2 separate regions of the Homo sapiens genome follow, and region 2 is linked to region 1. Evidence: read pairs that join two places in POLR2A ChIA-PET (ENCODE). Cell type or tissue: HepG2. All regions are shown on one strand. Each heading gives the region's core, and the rest is flanking DNA. Links, peaks and the distances in the headings are about the cores only.

The links. Peaks named below come from ENCODE experiments on the same cell type or tissue, not always from the same donor. Only the 100,000 strongest peaks of a DNase experiment are listed, where the experiment ranks them.
Region 2: POLR2A ChIA-PET joins it to region 1 with 8 read pairs; 2 of 35 experiments call an interaction of 5 or more read pairs at or near these places.

Annotation. Positions count from the first base shown.
Region 1 is chr11:74,698,000-74,708,633 of GRCh38, reverse strand. CHRDL2 (chordin like 2) reads left to right here. Exons shown (of 11, transcript NM_001278473.3): 5 at 239-332; 6 at 2,092-2,147; 7 at 3,980-4,148; 8 at 5,135-5,329; 9 at 5,667-5,840. LOC124902713 reads left to right here and starts at 7,053. Exons shown (of 2, transcript XM_047427990.1): 1 at 7,053-9,964; 2 at 9,966-10,329. The coding sequence starts at 9,810. The coding sequence ends at 10,290. LOC124902714 (a long non-coding RNA gene) reads right to left here and starts at 3,985. Exons shown (of 2, transcript XR_007062777.1): 1 at 3,851-3,985; 2 at 3,056-3,225. RefSeq lists enhancers at 521-1,365, 8,474-8,974. In HepG2, for the core only: CTCF peaks have their summits at 6,061 (motif pointing left) and 7,109; a DNase peak (open chromatin) is centred at 6,063; H3K27me3 peaks cover 1,885 bases.
Region 2 is chr11:74,454,407-74,463,723 of GRCh38, reverse strand. KCNE3 (potassium voltage-gated channel subfamily E regulatory subunit 3) reads left to right here. Exons shown (of 3, transcript NM_005472.5): 2 at 1,621-1,769; 3 at 6,121-8,883. The coding sequence starts at 6,161. The coding sequence ends at 6,472. Among named protein-coding and RNA genes, the nearest start is that of KCNE3, 8.5 kb to the left of the region's middle. In HepG2, for the core only: no CTCF peak of the experiment used is centred there; a DNase peak (open chromatin) is centred at 1,513; H3K4me3 peaks cover 595 bases.

The DNA.
Region 1 (10,634 bases), core at 2,610-10,609:
GAGTGAGTCAGAAGCTGAAGGCTGGATGTTACCTGCAGGGCCTGGAAGTGGGGCTGGGAGGGCACGGGGGACCCCTCCTCTGAGCTGGCCGGGCCTTGCTGTGGAGATGCTGTTGCTTCCCCTCCCCACCATAGGAGAGACCTCAAGGCCATTTGCTCCCAGGGAAGGGGGTGTTCCTAGCCCCCAAGGCTAGCCCTTATCAGAGCTCATTTCCCAGCTGGTTTGCTCTATCTGTCAGGAGGGCCAGATCTACTGCGGCCTCACAACCTGCCCCGAACCAGGCTGCCCAGCACCCCTCCCGCTGCCAGACTCCTGCTGCCAGGCCTGCAAAGGTGAGTCTGTCCCTCCATCTGGCAGCACTCACCCACCCCTCCACTCCATGGGCCTAGCCATGGACTGTGAGAGCCGTGAGGAACTGCAGGTGACACCCAGCATGTAGCAGACGGCTCTTTCCTCCAGGGTGTGGCTTAGCCTGCACCCCCCAGAAAGCAGAGCCTGGCAGAAGCTGATGTGTTACTTATTTTTATTGCAGTCATTGGGGGAGGAAAGAGGGAAAGGCAGAGTGAAGAAGGTAAAGAGAGAGAAGCAATACAGGAATATGTCCAGGGGCTGGCCTCTGCTTGCTAACCAAGCAAAAGTGACCTATTGCTCTAAGTAGTCTCTGCTTCTCAGAAAAGTCTGGGCGTGGTAGAGGAAGCAGTAAGAATGTGTCCACCAGCCACCAACTATCTCTCCATTGAGCCCAAAGCTCATCCATGTGTGGGACTTCCCTGCTGTGCATGCATGGGTGGGTGCTAAGTAGCCCTGGGAGCAGAGGCAGGAGTGGGCTGGGGTAAGGAGTGGGCGCAGGGGATGTGGACAGGAGCTGCGGGCTTGAGGGAGGGGCACTGTGAGGCTGAGCCTGAGGGAAGTGTTGGGGAGCCCGTGCAGGGGGGCTGCTGCTGCAGTGCCTGCCATGGGGGGACAAAGTCCCTGCAAGCAGATGAGCTGAGAGAACCATAAGTGGCACGTGAGAGGGGTCTAGTACAGGTAAGGACTACGTCTCATCCTGCCTTCCTGACGGCAGAGCTGGTCACAGTATTGGGCTCACCAGGGCTCAGAACATGTCTTTTATACAGAACCCAGGTAGAACCTCTTATAAAGCAGGGAGGCAACACATCAGCTAGCAAAGGGCAGGCTAAGCGTGAGCAGAATGAAATGGTCGGACTGTTCCCTGCAGGCTGAGGTAGTCAAGGAAAGCCTCCTGGAGGAGGTGGCACTCAGGTAGGGGAGTGCTCCACAGTGGATGCATCCCCAGATGTTTGCATTTTGGAAGGAGCACTGGACTAGGAATCAGGTGACTCCAGTTTAGTCCTGGTTCTTCCAGCTAACTCCATAAATTCCTTCCCTTCTCTGGGCCTCAGTTGTGCCCTGTGATTTCTAACACAGTCTAATTCCAATGTTCTGGGTCTTTGAAACGGGAATGATTGGTGGGAATCAGACTGTGGAGTGAGGCAAGAGATAGGGAGAGAGAGGCCCACTCGGGTTTAGGAAGCTGCAGGGCTCCAAACGGCTTTGTGTGCTGGTTTCCCAGGGGAATAGGGACTGGCAGGGTGCTCAGGCTGGAGGGGCGAAGGGGCTGGAGTGTAGGGTCCTGGGAGTGTAAACCAAGGCCTGCTGACTTCAAGTGTGGCTGCCCAGGAAACTGCATCTATGCAGGCTGCAGGGATGGGATTCTGGGCCTTTGGGCCATCCATGGTAAATACTGAAAGGTATGGCCCAGTGTCCCAGAGAGGTGAGTTTCAGTAAGGACCAAACAAGATGCTCTGTTTCAAGGACTTCAGTCCTAATGGTTACCAGGAGGTCAGTACAGGGAAACTGAGGCAGCAACCCAGTTGTAGGGGACTTCATCAACCCAACCAGGATGAAGAGAGGCTGTAATGGGAAGTGGAAGAAGTCCCCACTGGGGCAAAGGAGCTGGCTAGTGGGCTGGGGCTGCAGATGGGACAGCAGGCCTTGGGAATGGACAGAGCCTATAGGTGGAGGCCTCAGGGCTCTAGCCAGCAAGGCTGGGGAGCCTGAGGCTGACCCAGCTTCCCTTTGAGTTTTCAGATGAGGCAAGTGAGCAATCGGATGAAGAGGACAGTGTGCAGTCGCTCCATGGGGTGGTGAGTGCACGGCCTTATTGACGGGGTGCGGGACAGGGGGCTGGGATCCAGGGCCTAAATCTCGTGACTCTGGGGCAGGCAATACCAGTTATTGTCCTCATTTCTTGTTTGTCCCCTGGGTTGGCTACATGAACATCCACTATATTCCAGCCCCTCTCCCTAGCCTCCCATCATGGGTCCCATCATGGTTGATGGATAAGGAGTGGCCTGGGGGAAACAGGTCACCACGCAGGGCAGCAGCAGGCCCCAAACTTCCTCACTTTCCTCTTGAGAAACACTTTGACACTGTTCCATCTACAGCCTGTGTCTCCCCTTAATTCAGGCAACCTTCTTCCCAGGGAATGGCCTCTAACTTGGGCCAGCCTTCCCCACCCAGTTCCTGAGGTACTGGCTCTTTAGAGCCTGCCTCTCTGTACCCCCCTGTATCTTGGCCCCTCTCAAGCTTGGTCTAGGTTAAGATGGGCTTAGCTGGACAGCTGTCTCTGATCTGAGAGGAAGGAGATAGAGAATCACACATTGATTCAAGTCCCTGATGGGTCCTCTCTGCTATGTCTGCCACATGAACAACTCCACCTGCTATTTCAGCCTGGGTCTCCTGGTCTCCGGGAGACTAGAGGCTGCCTCCCCTTCCCAGAGATTCCCCAGAAGCCTGAGCCCATGTCCACACCCTTCTCCTCTGCCAGCTCATCCTGCTGCCCTCCCCACCCAGGCAAGGCCTTCTCAGGTGGGGGCCTGAGACCTGAGAGCTGAGGGTACCACAGGACCTAAGCCATTCCCTCCACTTTCCTTCCTGTCCTCTTCCTAGGAGGCAGTGCGTAAGTGAAACCCACCCAGGCTGAGTTCCAGGCTCTGATCAGCTACTTACTGACGGGCTGGGTGACTGGAGCAAGCATTAGGAGACTGAGCTGTTTGATTCCCTCTTGCCTTTATTCCACTCAACACACATCTCCCAGGAGTGTCCTATCTGCCTGAGCCCGTGCTGGGGCCTGGGACAGTTTCCACTCTGGGAGCTCTTGTGAGCTCAGGCTCTGGGCCATCGGAGAACTGATGCAGGGACTGTACCAGGCAGGAATGGGCTCTAGAAGAAGGAATGTGTGTGGCTCCAGGTCAGCGAGGGAGGTAATAGGCTCTGGTCCCTGCCCCAAGCCCACTTGCTCCTCTCCTGTGGCCGGGAGCTGCCCAGTCCCCAAACTCTGAGCTGTCCTCGCCACACTCCTATTGCTGTCACTGACAGCCCTCTCAAGACCTGGTCTGGAGGGACAGGGTCTGGGGGTTTTGGATCCCAGGGGTTCAGGAAAGAGAGCCTAAGCTTCAGAGACCCTTTGTCTCTGGATGGGGCCTGCTCTTGGTCTTCACGCCCCATGGGATTCTGGGGCCTGCCTGATGCCATCTTCAGAGGGCCATCCCCTTGTCCAGCCACCAACTAAATCTCCGCAAAGGAGAACTGCCTGCCGTGCATCCTCACTGCATGCTCACCTTCTGTTTCCCAAATATGAAGTTCTCCCTGATCAGTTACGTCTGTCAGATCAAGACCTCAGCACCCTCTGCCCACCCCAACCCCAAGGCCCCTGGCTCTGACAAGGCCCAAGAAGGGCTTCGTGGAGGCCAGATTTCCAAATCACTATCCTCTGAGAGTTTTCAAAGATCGAACTGTCTGAAAACATCTTAGACCTCATCCAGATCTTTCTATCCCTGGTCTCTACCTTCTCTTCTCTGGGAAGTCATGCTGGGGTCTCCCCACAGCCTCTTGCTGCAGCCTGTCTTGCTGTTCTGGCTCCAGCTGGGGCCTGCTATGCTCAGTCAGTGACTTTCATCCTTCCTGCCATTTGCAGAGACATCCTCAGGATCCATGTTCCAGTGATGCTGGGAGAAAGAGAGGCCCGGGCACCCCAGCCCCCACTGGCCTCAGCGCCCCTCTGAGCTTCATCCCTCGCCACTTCAGACCCAAGGGAGCAGGCAGCACAACTGTCAAGATCGTCCTGAAGGAGAAACATAAGAAAGGTGGGGACTGGACCCTCCTCCAATCTGTGAGGCAGGGAAGGGGGGCCCTGACTGCTCCCACCTCCCACCCCCAACCCCCTGAACCCTCTCCTCAGCAGTTCCCTAATTCCAACTTGGCCATGAGCTTGTAGACTCGGAGAACGCCAAAACTGAATGAGGGTGCTCTTAAAGATCATCAGGTTCAAACCCCCATTTGACAGATGAGGACACTGAGGTTCAGAGTATTGAGTAAGAGACAACTAGTTCTGGAACAGTACAAGATTTTTTTTAGCATCTACCGAGTCTTTGCTGGGAAGAGGGGCAGACAGAACAGATAGATGGGAAATGGAAAATGGTCTCTGCCCTTGAGGGGCTCATAGACTAGTTGGGAAGACAGACAAGTAAATAAATGACTTTAATATAAGGAAGTGTGCTGAGGGACAGTTTTTGACAAAGGAAGGAGGGAGCAGAGCGAGGCTGCAGGAGGACAGTGGGGATGAAGTAGAGAAGGTGGCCAGATGGGCAGCCATGGCCACAGAAGGGGAGAAAAGAGACCTCCTTGCAGGGTGCCCTGATGGCTGGAGAAGGAAGAGCTATGGGGCTACTGAGTCCTGGCCCTGCCTTGTTCAGATGGGACACTGAGGCAGAGGGGGGAAAGGGACCTGCCAGGGCTCACATGACCAGGTGATGACGAAAGTTGACCTCAGTTCTCCTACCACAAGATCAGCACTCTCCTTGCTCCCGCAGAAGTGCCCTGAAGGGTGAGGGAGGACTCTTCATCTTCAGTAAGTTCCTTCTGGGCCCATCTCAGCTCTGAGTGCTGCAGTGGGCAGTGTCAGGGAGAGGGGACAGGTTTTATACCCTGGCCTATGCTTTGCAGGCAGTGTGGCTAGGCAGGACTGGTAAAGTGAGGGCTCCCCAAGGGCCCACCCCACCCGCTGCTGGACCAGAGGCCCTGGCCAGGTCTGAGGCCCTGATCCTCCTTCCTTCTCACCCTCCTTATTCAGCCTGTGTGCATGGCGGGAAGACGTACTCCCACGGGGAGGTGTGGCACCCGGCCTTCCGTGCCTTCGGCCCCTTGCCCTGCATCCTATGCACCTGTGAGGATGGCCGCCAGGACTGCCAGCGTGTGACCTGTCCCACCGAGTACCCCTGCCGTCACCCCGAGAAAGTGGCTGGGAAGTGCTGCAAGATTTGCCCAGGTACACAGGGGCACTGGGAGCAAGGAGGGCGCTGGCCAGAGTGAGCCCTGGGTCTCTCTCCCCAGGGCCACAGACACTTGGAGCATCTCAGACATGGAAGGGCATGCATCGGTGCCACAGGATGCAGGGCATGTCAGACACACAGGAGTGGAAAATGTCAGATGAAAATATTAAATGGATAGAACCATGCGGTGTCAGGATAATAGATTCAGAGGTTGTTAACATAGAATCAGTAATGTTCCGGATTCCATGAAGTCACAACATTTTAGAATATTAGAGCTTTGAAGAGGTACAGCCAACGTTTATTGAACACTTCATGAGCTTCTTGTCTCTCCAGAGGACAAAGCAGACCCTGGCCACAGTGAGATCAGTTCTACCAGGTGTCCCAAGGCACCGGGCCGGGTCCTCGTCCACACATCGGTATCCCCAAGCCCAGACAACCTGCGTCGCTTTGCCCTGGAACACGAGGCCTCGGACTTGGTGGAGATCTACCTCTGGAAGCTGGTAAAAGGTGAGTGCTGGCCCACTCCCAGTGGGGTGTACCTCTGGCCAGTCCCCCTTCCCGTGCCCCAGACCCCACAGGGGCCTTAGGGACGTTTTGCTGATCAGGTGCCTCTGGCTGCCCCGCCAGGTTTAAGAGCCCCTGATTCCAAGATGCAGGAAGATAGTGAGCCTGACTGGTTCTCTACAATTCTGATAAGCTCCTCCTGCTAATGCCAAGGCTCGATAGTGCTCCCTCTCCTGGGGGGAAGGCGCTGTTGCACCTTGTGAGGAGCCAGGCAGGGAGAAATAGACAGATGTCTAATGGCAGGATTTTAGCACTGGGAGCGGGGGTCTTCTCAGGCAGGAGGGCCCTCACAGCATCCTCAGAGTAGGAGGGCCTGGAGGCTGGCTGTGTTCAGCCTTTTTAAGGTGGTGGATCTTATCACTCCCAGGTAAGTGGACATCAGAACCACAGTTCTCATTCTGTGAGAAACCCACCCTCTTCAACAATCTGCTGCTATCACCAACTGAAGGTCAAGAGGAGTTTTTTCTACTTTTTTTTTTTTTTTGAGACAGGGTCTCAGTCACCCAGGCTGGAGTGCAGTGGCATGATCTCGGCTCCACTGCAACCTCATTCTCCTGGGCTCAAACGATCCTCCCATCTCAGCCTCCTGAGTAGCTGGGACCACAGTTATGAGCCACCACGCCCAGCTAATTTTTGTATTTTTTTTGTAGAGATGGGGTTTTGCCATGTTGCCCAGGCTAGTCTGGAACTCCTGGACTCAAGCAATCCTCCGGCATCAGCCTCCCAAAGTGCTGGGATTACAGGCGTGAGCCACGACACCCAGCAGGTTTTCATCGATAAGGAAATTGCTGAAAGTTCAGTTTCGTGGCCTTTCTTGTAAAACATAAGTCCTCTGGGTAGAGTGAACTGTTAAGCCATGATCCAAATTAAACTCTTTTAAGTGTGAATTAGCTCTAAAGTTCCTTTCCTCTACTGATGGTTTTGGCTGGCGGGGTGGGGGTGGAAGAGGGAATGATGATAAGAAAAATGACAATGATAATAATAACCAATGTGTGTAGCACTTTGGAGTTTACAAAGTGCTTTCACATTCACTATCTCATTTGATCCTCAACGATCCTGAGAGTTAGATATTATTATCCCCATTTTACAGATGAGGAAACTGAGGCTCAGAGAGGTGAAGTACCTGGCCCAAGGCCACACAGCCAGTAAGTGGAGGACGGGAGCTAGAGCCCATGTCTTGTGGCGTCAGATGCGGCTCTTTCCCTGCTCTACTCTGCCCCCTGTCGTAGGAGGAATGGACGAAGAAAGTGGAGCTGTTCAGCCTGGAGAAGAGAAGACTCAGGGGGACAGGACTGCTGGCTTCGTGGCTCTGAAGGGCTGTCCCAGGCAGAGGGAGCAGCTGTGTTCTGAGTGACCGCAAGAGTCAAACAACAAGCAGGGGCTTTGGGTTCGAATCCTAACTCTGCCAGTTTGAATCCAGACTCTGCTATATCTTAGCTGTGTGGCCTTGGGCAGTCACATGATCTCTCTGGGCCTCAGTTTTCTCTTCTGTAGAGTGGGGAAGAGGGTTTTTAGAGGATTAAATGACATGACATCGGTGCAGCCCCTGACATACACGAGGCACTAAAAATATCAGTCTTCTCATTCCACCATATCAGGTTGGTGAGAAATGCAGAGAGGCAGCTTTCAGCTCCAAGAGAAGAAGAACTTTGTCACACTTAGAGGCTTCTGCCAGTGGAAGGGAGGGAGCAAGCTCCACTTACGAGAAGCGTGCAAGCAGGGGCTGGTGGGGATTCCGTCTGCAGCTGGGGAGTTAGATTCAGTAACCCTTAAAATTTTTTGAGCCTTAAGATTCCATCAGTCCCAGCTGGGCCTGGTGGCTCACACCTGTAATCCCAGCACTTTGGGAGGCCAAGGTGGGCGATCGCTTGAGCCCAGGAGTTTGAGACCAGCCTGGCCAACATGGTGAAACCCCATCTTTACTAAAAATACAAAAATTAGCCAGGCATAGTGGTGGGCGCCTGTAATCCCAGCTACTCAGGAGGCTGAGGAAGGAGAATCACTTGAGCCCAGGAGGTTGCAGTGAGCTAAGATCGTGCCACTGCACTCCAGCCTGGGTGACAGAGTGAGACTCCGTCTCAAAAAAAAAAAAATAATAATAATAATAATAATAAAAAAAAGATTCCATCAGTCCCTGGGCAGGTTTTGGCCACATGTTTACTCTGGGCCTCTCTCTCTCCGCTGCCCCCAACTAAGTGCCGGGACATGGAGCATAATAGGCCCCAGCCTCTGTCCTTAGGAGGCTTAGTGACCTGGGTGCAGTGGAGCTTATTGGGAGCTGAGCTGGTCAGGGAAGGCTTCGTGAAGGATGGGCCTCAATGATGTAAAGAGCCAATGAACAGATAGTGTCACTAAAAATTAAAATAAGTAAGTAAATAAATAAAGAGGCAAAAAGGGTACACTGCAGCCAGGATGACAGTGAGAGCCTCAAACGCTGGCTCCAGAGCTCACGCCCATATGCCCTGTGCTCTGTGATTGGTGTGTAGCAGGCACTATGTATAATGTATCTCATTTAATCCTCTTAAGAAACCTAAGGGGCACGTATTAATGCCCCCATTTTGCAGGTAAGAAAACTGAGTCTGAGAGGTCAAATGACTTACTCAAAGTCACACAGTTTAAGCAGTAAAGCAAAGATTCAAATCCAGCTCTGACTGTCCCCAGTGCCACCTCCACAGAGGTGACCTCGTGCTTTTAGGGAGGATGGCCAAGGTGTGCCAGGATGGCACAGTGGGGGCATAGCTCATGGCCAATCTCATTGTCACCAGGCCCAGCAGAAAAGGAAAAACAACTTCACAATGCCAGGCCCTGCCATCCTGTCACTAGCAAACCGCACCCCATCTCCTCACCCTGTGGGTTGCCTAAATGCCCCATCAGCCTCCCTGTTCCCTCCCTGTCCCAGACCGTGGGAGTTAAAACAAACACTACCCAGGGTTGATTGTCAGTGGGAACCACTCACTGTTTCCCCAGTCCAAGGAACGGAAACAAAGTGAGCAGGCAGATGCTAGGTGAGGCCACACCACGAGGGGCCAGCCCCAGACACAGGAATCTAACCAGATAGTTGGCTTAGGGTTAAGGGCCTTTTAGATTCTAAAGTTTCACAGTAGAAAGGATGTCGGGGTCTCAATTCCAAGCCCTGTCTAGGAAGGAAGCCCCCCTGCAGCCTCCTGATGGCTTGATGGTATCTGGCACCTGACTGTACATACCCCCACTCCTACTCCAGATAGGTGACACACTTCCAACACTGTGAATTGCTCAGCCCAAAGGGCATCTGACTTCACACTGAGCTGAGCCTATCCTGTGTCCCTGGACTTGCCCATTGGTGCCAGCTCTGCTTTGAGGATCCACAGAGCCTACCTGCCCTCAGACCTGCCACAGCCCTTCAAAGGGCAAGAGGCACAACCATGACCCTCAGGCTAGCTCTTGATTCCAGGCCAGAGACCCAGTCCTTTCAATTATGCTTTAATGCTTTACAGACCACAGTGTGGGAACCCGCCCTCATCCCTGCCACCTTCTCTCCAATTTTTCTGTAACTCGGGAGCATGCAGTGGCAGGCCTGTGCCGAAGGACCCATCCCCATCTCATCTCATGCTTGTTGCCTGCCGCTATGATATAATCCCTGGGCCTTTGGAGTTTCTTCCATATCCTGGTCCTTGGCATCTGGGCTGGGGGGGTCCATGGACAGTGCTGGACATTTCCTGATTCCTGGAACTCAGTCCCAGGATTAGGGTTTTCTGTTCCCCTTGGCGGTAATCCCACGCTGATTCCCATAAGCAGGGCCAGTTCTTGGTCTTCTTAAAGGCAGTGCTGGCCTAGCAGAGGCCTTGCTGGTTGCATCTGTTCTTTCTGGCCAGAGACCTTGGTGGGTAACAGCTGGTGCAGCCTCACAGCCCATGTGCTCAGGGCCTCAGAGCCATGTGTGGTGCCAGTGGCCAGCACCCCATGAGATGCAAACATCAGGGGATCCAGCTAATACCTCATTCCCCCTTGGGGCCTGGCCTAGACTGGGTATGTGGGGTGTGTGTGTGTGTGTGTGTGTGTGTGTGTGTGTGTGTGTGTGTGTATTTGTTCATCTATCTATCCATCCATCCATCCATCCATCCATCCAGGGATTCATTCATTCTACATGCCAAATGTGGGCCAGGCTCAAGGGACCCAGAGAGGAGAGCCCTCTGGGAGTCCCCAGTCTGGTAGAGGAAGCAGGAGTAGACACAATGAGAGCACATTAGAAACAGGCACAATCACAGATGGAAGCCAGGTGCTGTGGGTGCCCCAAGGAGGAATTGCCTCGGGTGGATTAGGGAAGACTTCCCAGCTAAGGCTTGGAGCACAGGTAGGAGTTCATTTGGTGCTAATAGTAGAAGTCGTGGCCAGGTGCAGTGGCTCACGCCTGTAATCCCAGCTTGTGCTTTGGGAGGCCAAGGCAGGTGGATCATTTGAGGTCAGGAGTTTAGCATGGCTTACATGCTAAAACCCAGTCTCTACTAAAAATACAAAAAAAAAAAAAAATTAGCCAGGTGTGGTGGCGGGCACCTGTAATCCAAGCTACTCAGGAGGCTGAGGCAGGAGAATCGCTTGAACCCGGGAGGCAGAAGTTGCAGTGAGCTGAGATCATACCATTGTACTTCAGCCTGGGCAACAAGAGTGAAACTCCGTCAAAAAAAAAAAAAAAGAAAAAAAAGTAGAAATAGAAGGCAATAGTAGAAGATATTCCAGCAGAGGGAACGGCATTTGAAAAGG
Region 2 (9,317 bases), core at 1,318-9,317, 240 kb after region 1:
CTCAGTTTCCTCATCTACGAAATGGAGGGGTTGGCCTGGAATCTAGATTCTAGATGATCCTTAAAGTCCCTCTCAGCTTGGCCATCTGCTCACCTTCCTTCCTCACTGGCCTATCTTCTATTTCAAGGCAAGACCTCTCCAGGGCAGGAGCTCCATCTCCCCCATCCAAGGATCTCAGTAATCAGGGACTCTCCTGGACAGGGAAGCCAAGGAGCTCAGAAACAGTGGCAAAACTCCCCTGTTGCTGACTGCCAGTCCCCAGCTTGAGCCCCAGAGGCAGCCCCAGAGCCCCATAGAGAACCAACTTGTGCCTTCATCAGCTTTCTGCCTCTCCTAACGCAGACAGGAGGCCCTGGCACCCCAGCCTTCCCTCCCATACAAACCCAGCACCTAGAGATGTGGAACTATGGCCCCTTTCCTCCTCCTGTCAGAAGCACAAACATCCTAGTCTATTCAGAGAGACCCTGAGGCATGAAAGGTCTCATGAATCTTTATTCCCCTCATGGAACCCTGCCTCAAAGCCCACCCTACCCTCCACACTGTCCCCTTCCCCCACCTTCTGCAGAGTCTATCCCCTCCTCAGGCTAGATCATCCTGGCAGGTGAGCTGTGAAGAGGAAAAATGAGTAAATCTCTCAGTTTGGCTCGACTGGGATATTAGATGTCAGTCAGTCCCAGGGCTCAGAAGCATCTTAACCTGTGAGGAAGAGGTCCACAGCCTTCTCTATCTTGGGATTTGAGAAGCTCTAGAAAGCCCCCAAAATGCCTCTCCCATCAGCCTCTCCAACTTCCCATGGTCTCACAGCATGGTTTCATGATTCGTATCATCACAGGACGTTAGAACCAACTGAGACCCCTTCATTTTACAGATGCGGACAGAAGCTGAGGCCCAGAAAAGGGAAGTCTTATGTCCAAAGTCACACAAGGAGCAGCTGAGCTGGGACAACTCCCCTGGTTTCCATTTCCTTCACCGTAAAGTGAGGGCATATAGCCTAGATGGGCTCTGAAGGCCCTTCCAGCCTTGCTCTACAAAAACAACCACCGTATGTGCAGTGTCTAGTGCCAAGCACTACATGATGTTCTTTAATTTTCACAACAAAGCTATGCTACAGATAGTGTTCATTCTGTGACCGTGTTCATATCCTGTCTATCTGAATAGATTGGGTGGTAACACATCATTTGTTCCTATGTAAAATATCAACCCAGCTGCCAGTTGGCATTCTCCCACTCATGTCAATTCCCTTGGGATTCGAAAAGGACCTTGCTAAGGTAACCCTTAGGAAAGGGAATGTTTTAGGCTGCACCATCAGCTGGTCCCTGAGTGGGAGTCCACATTTTAAACAGGTTTCTCATGAAGTCACCCAGTGAAGACACTGTAAGTCTGGAGGTAGGGGACAGCAATCAGAGGCCCTTTGGTCACTGCACAGTTCCTTTAACTGCAACCCTAGGCTGGCCTGACCCAGCTGCTGCAGGAAGGGGAGGGGCCATGGGAGGGGGTCAGAGCCCACAGCAGGACTGTTGCATAATCCTTGGGGCCTGGCCTTGGGCAATCCACCCTGGTTCTGAAGTTTGTGCTTTGTGTCTGGTTCCTTCCTTTTCTGCCTTCTCTCCTGCTTTCTAGCTCTGGGCTTTCCCAGCTCCGAAGTCAATACTGAGATCCCAGATGTGTCCAGAGACATCCTGAAGAGGCTCGGGGGTGGAGGAGCCTTAGTGTGTCCACAAAGGGACTCCTGAAACTGACTGAGAGCCAGTGGATTTGCCAGCAGTCTGGTGAGTCTTCCAGATTGAGATTTCCCTCCCTCTCCCTGTCAGTTAAAACCCCTTTCCAATGATACCTAAGAAAACTGAATGGTAACTGCCCTGCCCTGGGATGGAGCTTGGGACGACTAGGAGCTTTCACCTTCACTGTATGTGCTGCGTCCATTCTTTTTTTTTTTTTTTAAACCTATGTGTACATATTTGCTTCTTGAAAATAAAAAAAAAGTTTTTAATCCTCTTCTACATAATACAAGTATATGCTCATAGCAAGCCTTGAAGGAGGAGGGAAAGGATGATCATCTTTCTTTGTGGGGTTTTTTGTTTGTTTGTTTGTTTGTTTTTTGAGACAGAGGTCTTGCTTTCCTGCCCAGGCTGGAGTGCAGTGGTGTGATCTCGGCTCACTGCAACTTCCACCTCCTGAGTTCAAGCGGTTCTCCTGCCTCAGCCTCCTGAGCAGCTGGGAATACAGGCGTGTACCCGGCTAATTTTTGTATTTTTAGTAGAGACGGGGTTTCTCCACGTTGGCCAGGCTGGTCTCGAACTCCTGACCTCAGGTGACCCACTGGCCTCAGCCTCCCAAAGTACCGGGATTAAAGGAGTGAGGCACCACAGCTGGCCTATTTTTTAAAATTGTGCTTAAAACACACACACACACACACACACACACACACACAAAACATAAAAATATACCATCTTAGTCATTCTTGAGTGTACACTCAGTAGTGTTAACTAGATTCACCTTGTTGTGCAGCAGATCCCCAGAATCTCCTCATCTTGTAAAATTGAAACTCTATACCTACCATACAACAACTCCATGATAATGTCTTTTGGTAGATGAGGAAACCAAAGCCCACCCAGGGAAAGGAACTTATTTCCTTCAGAGTAGGCTCATCAAGACACTTACACTGTTTGTTTGTTGTCTACCTATGAAATTGCCTGAGGCCCCTTCCTCCTTCAACCCTCACTTAGCCATTTCCTCCTCAGGTCTTACGACTGTCTCTACCCCCACTTCCCTACTTTGTTATCCTCTCTGCCCCAATTCATGACTCAGCATCTTACACTAAACTATTTCAAGACTCTGGTAGCTGGGCTCACTGCCTCAATTCCAGCTCCCTCCAGTCCACATGACAGCCAGAGTATCCTTTCCAGGCACAGATCTGACCATTTTATCTTCTTTTAAGATACCATTCCATGGCTTTTCCCTAGCTACAGAATAAAGTTCCAACTCTACAGCGTGGCACTCAAGGCCCCCCATGATCTGGATCCTCTCTCTCCTGCCCCACATCCTACACTATTCTTCCACACATCTTACACTCCAACCTCTTTATGCTACTTTCCATTCTTCTAAACATTTACACACTTTCTTGTTCTGCCTTTGCTCATGTTTCCTTCATCTTTTCTGCCTCTTAAAAACCCTTCAAGGTCCAACTCAAATGCCTCCATCACTGTGGACACTCTCTGAGCCCTGATCAGTATCCATCACTTATTCCTTTCAGCCTTAGTAGCTCTTTGCTTGTCCCCTGCATTGTATCAGAGCCCCTGGGCGAAGGCACTGGATCTGAGCCACCCCGAACTCCCATCACAGGGTGTGGCCCATATTGGTGATAACTATCTAGATTATTTTTTGAGTTATTTATTTCATCATGCTGCTCCTACTTGCTATTGGCCCACACGAGGGAAGCAGCAGCCACAGAGTTCTTGCCTGACACATGGGGTAGTAGATGAGAACGTGTATCTCCTGGATCTTAACTCAGTGAGCTCTTGTTCTTTTCCCCTCCTCCATCCAGACAAGGCAGCACAAGTACTAGATGTCAGAAGGCCCCAAAGGCCTTGCATGAAATGCTGCCCAGTCCTGGCTGATTGTGTTCATAGAGCCATTGATGAATATTTTTCATAGTCAGAATGATCATCTTTTCCAGGGAAGAGATCTTATGGTTAATAGTCACATATTAGTTTGTTAACAGTTCTACCCATATGATGGAGGACTGAATGCTTGGCCCATAGAGAATTCCTTAAAGTGAACATCTCTACTAGAAACTATTGAGAGAAGGAGAGCACCCAGCCAATCTAGAAAAAGGGAATACCCAGCCAGTCTCAAGGTAGTGCCCTGGGAAAGGAGAACACCCAGTCTCAGGGTAGTCCTCCAGACTGGGGTAAGAGACATAGCCCTGCTGACCAGACGCATGTGGTCTGATGATATCCTTATCAAAAACAAGAGGACAGCCACATATTGCCTTATATGTAAGTGCTGGGGGGAAGGGAAGGCTGTGATGATAAAGGCAGTGTAGTGTGGCTGAGAGGTGGGGAGCACTGAATGGAGGCTTCCTAAAGGAAGTGAGTGTGGGGCCTTGTTTATAGGGAATTACATATGGTTTTTCAGAGACAAGGATGCAAGTCTGTTTTAAGATGTTCTTTCTGGCTGGGCGCCTGTAATCCCAGCACTTTGGGAGGCCGAGGTGGGCGAATCACAAAGTCAGGAGATCGAGACCATCCTGGCTAACATGGTGAAACCCTGTCTCTACTAAAAATACAAAAAAATTAGCCTGGCGTGATGGCGGGCGCCTGTAGTCCCAGCTACTGGGGAGGCTGAGGCAGGAGAATGGCGTGAACCCAGGAGGCGGAACTTGCAGTGAGCCGAGATTGCGCCACTGCACTGCAGCCTGGGCGACAGAGTGAGACTCCGTCTCAAAAAAAAAAAAAAAAAAAATGTTTTCTATATTATAGACTAAGGATCTCTGAGAAGAAGGGAAAGGAACATTTATAATCACTTACTATATGCCAGGTACATAATGACTTTATTTCAGGAGACAAGATAGTTGGCGTGCTTGTGTCTTCTTTTTGTGGGCAGGTAAACCCCAAGCCAGACTGAGAACTCCTTTCACTCTCCCGCCCTCAGGCCCAAGCTGCTGTTCTCTTCTCCAGTGCCTGCAGTGGTTACCAACCTGTTCCCGTTTCCCTGACCACCTCTTTCCAACAGAATTTCTACAAATAGCTAGGAATATCTAGTCTTTGGGACACAGGATGCTTGAGAGGGCAAATGATCCAGCTTCTGGCCTCCAGGCAGGATGAAATTTAAACCATCCCCAGGTGTCTTCCAAAAGGTGTCCGTGGAGTCTTTTTTTTTTTTTCTTTTGAGACAAAGTCACGCTCTGTGGCCCAGGCTGGAGTGCAGTGGCTCTATCTTGGCTCACTGCAACCTCCACCTTCTGAGTCCAAGTGATTCTCCTGCCTCAGCCTCCCAAGTAGCTGGGATTACCAAGCGCTCACCACCACGCCCAGCTAATTTTTGTATTTTTAGTAGAGACGGGTTTCACCACATTTGCCAGGCTGGTCTCCAACTCCTGATCTCAAGTGATCCCACCCGCCTCAGCCTCCCAAAGTGCTGGGATTACAGGCGTGAGCCACTGTGCCCAACCTGTCTGTGCAGTCTAAAGAGAACTGTGCTCAAGGAGAGTTGTGATGAATGTCTTCTAATGGTGCTGCACAGTCCTGCTGAGAGCTAGCATGGAAGTGGAAGCAGCTCTAAGCTAGCCACAAAGAGCAGGGCTTTCTGTCTTGGCTCTACTTCCAATATTCTGTGATCATGGACAAGCCACTTATTCTCTCAAGGCCTCAGTTTCCCTGTGTATAAAATGGCAAGAGTTATATTAAATAATCCTTAAGTTCCTTCTAATCTAAAGTTCAGTGATTTATAGAAACCAAAGAAAGGAGAGATTAATATGGGTTCTGATGGTCAGGGAAGGCTTTGTTGTACAATTATTTATTGAGTACTTACTTATTGAATGCTGTCATAAGTGATTGCATATAGCAGTGAGTAAAACAAATATAGGCCCTGCCCTTATTGTTTAGTGTATGGTCTAATGGAGAAGACAAACATGTAATCAAGCAGCTAGAATAAGCTATTGTATTAGTCCATTTTCATACTGCCATGAAGAAATACCTGAGCCTGGGTAGTTTATAAAGAAAAAGAAGTTTAATGGACTCACAGTTCCACACGGCTGGGTAGGCCTCACAATCACGGCAGAAGGCAAAGGAGGAGCAAAGGCACATCTTAAACAGTGGCAGGCAAGAGAGCAGGTGCAGGGGAACTGCCCTTTCTAAACCATCAGATCTCGTGAGACTTATTCACTATCATGAGAACAGCATGGGAAAAACCCACCCCCATGATTCAGTTACCTCCTACTGGGTCCCTCCCATGACACATGGGGATTATGGGAGCTATGATTCCAGATGAGATTTGGGTGGGGACACAGCCAAACCATATCAGCCATGATGCTAAGATTTTACCTGGGATCTGAAGGGAGGAGGTCATTTGAGCTGCAGGTGACAGAGCCATCCCCTCTCTCTTTTCTTTTGCCACCAGAGCTTCTACCGAGTCTTCCCCCACCTCAATCCCTGTTGCTATGGAGACTACCAATGGAACGGAGACCTGGTATGAGAGCCTGCATGCCGTGCTGAAGGCTCTAAATGCCACTCTTCACAGCAATTTGCTCTGCCGGCCAGGGCCAGGGCTGGGGCCAGACAACCAGACTGAAGAGAGGCGGGCCAGCCTACCTGGCCGTGATGACAACTCCTACATGTACATTCTCTTTGTCATGTTTCTATTTGCTGTAACTGTGGGCAGCCTCATCCTGGGATACACCCGCTCCCGCAAAGTGGACAAGCGTAGTGACCCCTATCATGTGTATATCAAGAACCGTGTGTCTATGATCTAACACGAGAGGGCTGGGACGGTGGAAGACCAAGACACCTGGGGATTGCGTCTGGGGCCTCCAGAACTCTGCTGTGGACTGCATCAGGTCTCAGTGTCCCTATCTGTAAGATCAACAAGAAACACGGTTAAGGGAGGTCGTCACTGGGGTGGGAGAAGAGGGGCTGGTAGACCGAAGCCTTGTGCATAAGGATTTTTTCCCAGGAAAAGATAGACTTTATAAACAGTGGGAGCCCATGAACAAACATATAAAAGTAGCAACAGATAATGACCAATAACTGGTTCAGTGGCTGGAGTATTAGGGGCCTGGGGATTGGAGAACGGAGAAGAAGTTGTAGCAGAGGGAAATGAGACAGGAAGATGCTCTGGGGACACATTTTTTATGTGTTATCTTCAGCCATGAGAAGCAGTGATGACTATCCCATATCACAGATATGATTTACCACCACCACCCTGCCCCCGCTCCCGTGAAGAAAGCAGGGCAAGTGCTGTGCTGCCCATTTGGGCCTGCATAGTGCCATGATTGGAACCCAGGAACTCTGGTCTCCTTGCCTAGTGCTTTTCAAAACTCTGTGCTACACAGGAGTGGATCCAGGCCTGAAGGTCATACAATTCTGGGGACTCTCTTTAAGAAAAAGAATTCTAAAATATCTTACTTTTGCAAACATTATGAAAATATACTGCCACATTAATATGTTGCTAGGGCCCCTGCTAGGACCTTAAGAAGGAGCTCATGTGAGTCAGGACCCTGAATGTTAGGCCTCGTTAGCTCTATGGTTCATATGCTTCTTGAACCAAGTCACAGGGCACTTCCCAGCCACATTGCCAGGCAACAGGACTAAACTACCTCCAAAGCAAGCAGTCTTTTCAGTTTTGACTGAGTGATGTGAGAAACTTCTTTTCTTTTCTTTTCTTTTTTTTTTTTTGAGACAGTCTCCCTATGTCACCCAGGCTGTGGTGCAGCAACCCAATCTTGGCTCACTGCAACCCCCACCTCCCGGGTTCAAGCAATTATCCTGCCTCAGCCACCTGAGTAGCTGGGATTACAGGTTCCTGTCACCACACCCAGTTAATTTATATATATATATATATATATATATTTAAGTAGAGACAGGGTTTCACATGTTGCCCAGGCTGGTCTCGAACTCCTGTCCTCAAGTTATCTGCCCATTTTGGTCTCCCAAAGTGCTGGGATTACAAGTGTAAGCCACCACGACTATCTGAGAGAAGTTTTCTGATGTCATGTTGAATCTGCTTCTAAAAGACTGATACTGCCAAGGTGGGCGGATCACCTGAGGTCAGGAGTTCGAGACCAGCCTGGCCAACATGGTGAAACCCCATCTACTAAAAAAATACAAAAATTAGCCAGACCTGGTGGCGGGTGCCCGTATTCCCAGCTACTTGGGAGGCTGAGGCAGGAGAATTGTTTGAACCCGGGAGGTGGAGGTTGCAGTAAGCCAAGATCACGCCACTGCACTCCAGCCTGGGTGACAGAGCAAGGCTCTGTCTCAAAAAAAAACAAAAACAAAAACAAAAAAGACTGATATCGCACCTAAATTATTATTATATTAAAAGAAGCAGAGTATGAGAGACAGGTACATGGTCCAGTAGGAAGAGAAGCAGCCCTGATTCTACCACTTAAGGTGATGTATGATCTTAGGCTGGACACTTCTCTCCCTCATCCGTTTTCCTCTTCAACATAATGAAATAGACTTGAAAGTCTCTAAGGCTCTATCAGTTCTGACATTCTAGGCTTCATATACATTAAGTTGAGCCATATGTAATCACTGTGTTTGTAGGTTAGAAACAGCTGAGTATCGTAGTTTCATATATGGTTCCAGCTAATACATGCAATGTGGCTGGTGAACACTTCTGAATTCAGAAACTATCCCAGATCTCAGCTAGAACCATCCACTGTTCTGTTTGTCCAGTTTCAACTTAAGGGATCTCCATGCGGTCCCTGGAAGTACCCATTGAAACATGCGTATTTGTGTATAGCAGAACTCTGAAATAATATTCTGACAGCAGTTATCTCTGAGGAATTGGGTTATAGGTGATTTTCCCTTTCCGCATGATAAATTTATGTAATATTTGACTGACTTGACCGTAAGTATGTTACTTGTATAATAAAAGGAAAAAAGGTACTTCTATTTTGAAAAAATAAAAATAAAAGCCTTTGGGTTCTTGAATGGAGGATCATGGAACACATTTGCTGCCATATGCAGTTATGTTGATGCTCTGCAAACCTGTGCTGAGCCCTGTTGCTCAAGCCCTTCCTCATCTCTTCTTGAGGGAGAAGGTGGAGACTTCCTTAAGGAGATGTGACATATGGGAAGACAACAGATTCAGAAATTTACGTGGATAGGACTTTAGACACCACCCAGCCCAAACTTCCAAATAAAATATGGAACGCAATTGGGTGTAAGAATGAATGGTTAGGTGATGAATGCCATAAGGATTTTGAGAAATGAAATTGACTAGGAGGAGTCAGACACTTGAATTCATTTAGCTTTTAAAACCCTCATAACAACCCTATGTAGTAAGTAGGTATTCCTTACAAGTATTTCCACAGAGGTGTTTCTGCTGTAGCACCTTCATGTACCTTCAGCCCAGTTTAGGTCCCATGGTAGAACTTGAGAGAGGTAGAACTTGAACTGGGCTTTGAAAGCTAGGACAGAGCTAAATGGGCAGAGTGAATGAAGGGATCAAGATCAGGGAAGCTTGGAGGCAGATGTTGGGGAGCTCCCTCCTGGAGAGGGCAGGTAGGCTGGGGAGACAGCAGGAAGCAGGCCTCCTGGGGCTACTCCATGACTTCAGTGTCCCCAGTGGAGAAGGCTCCCCTTCACACA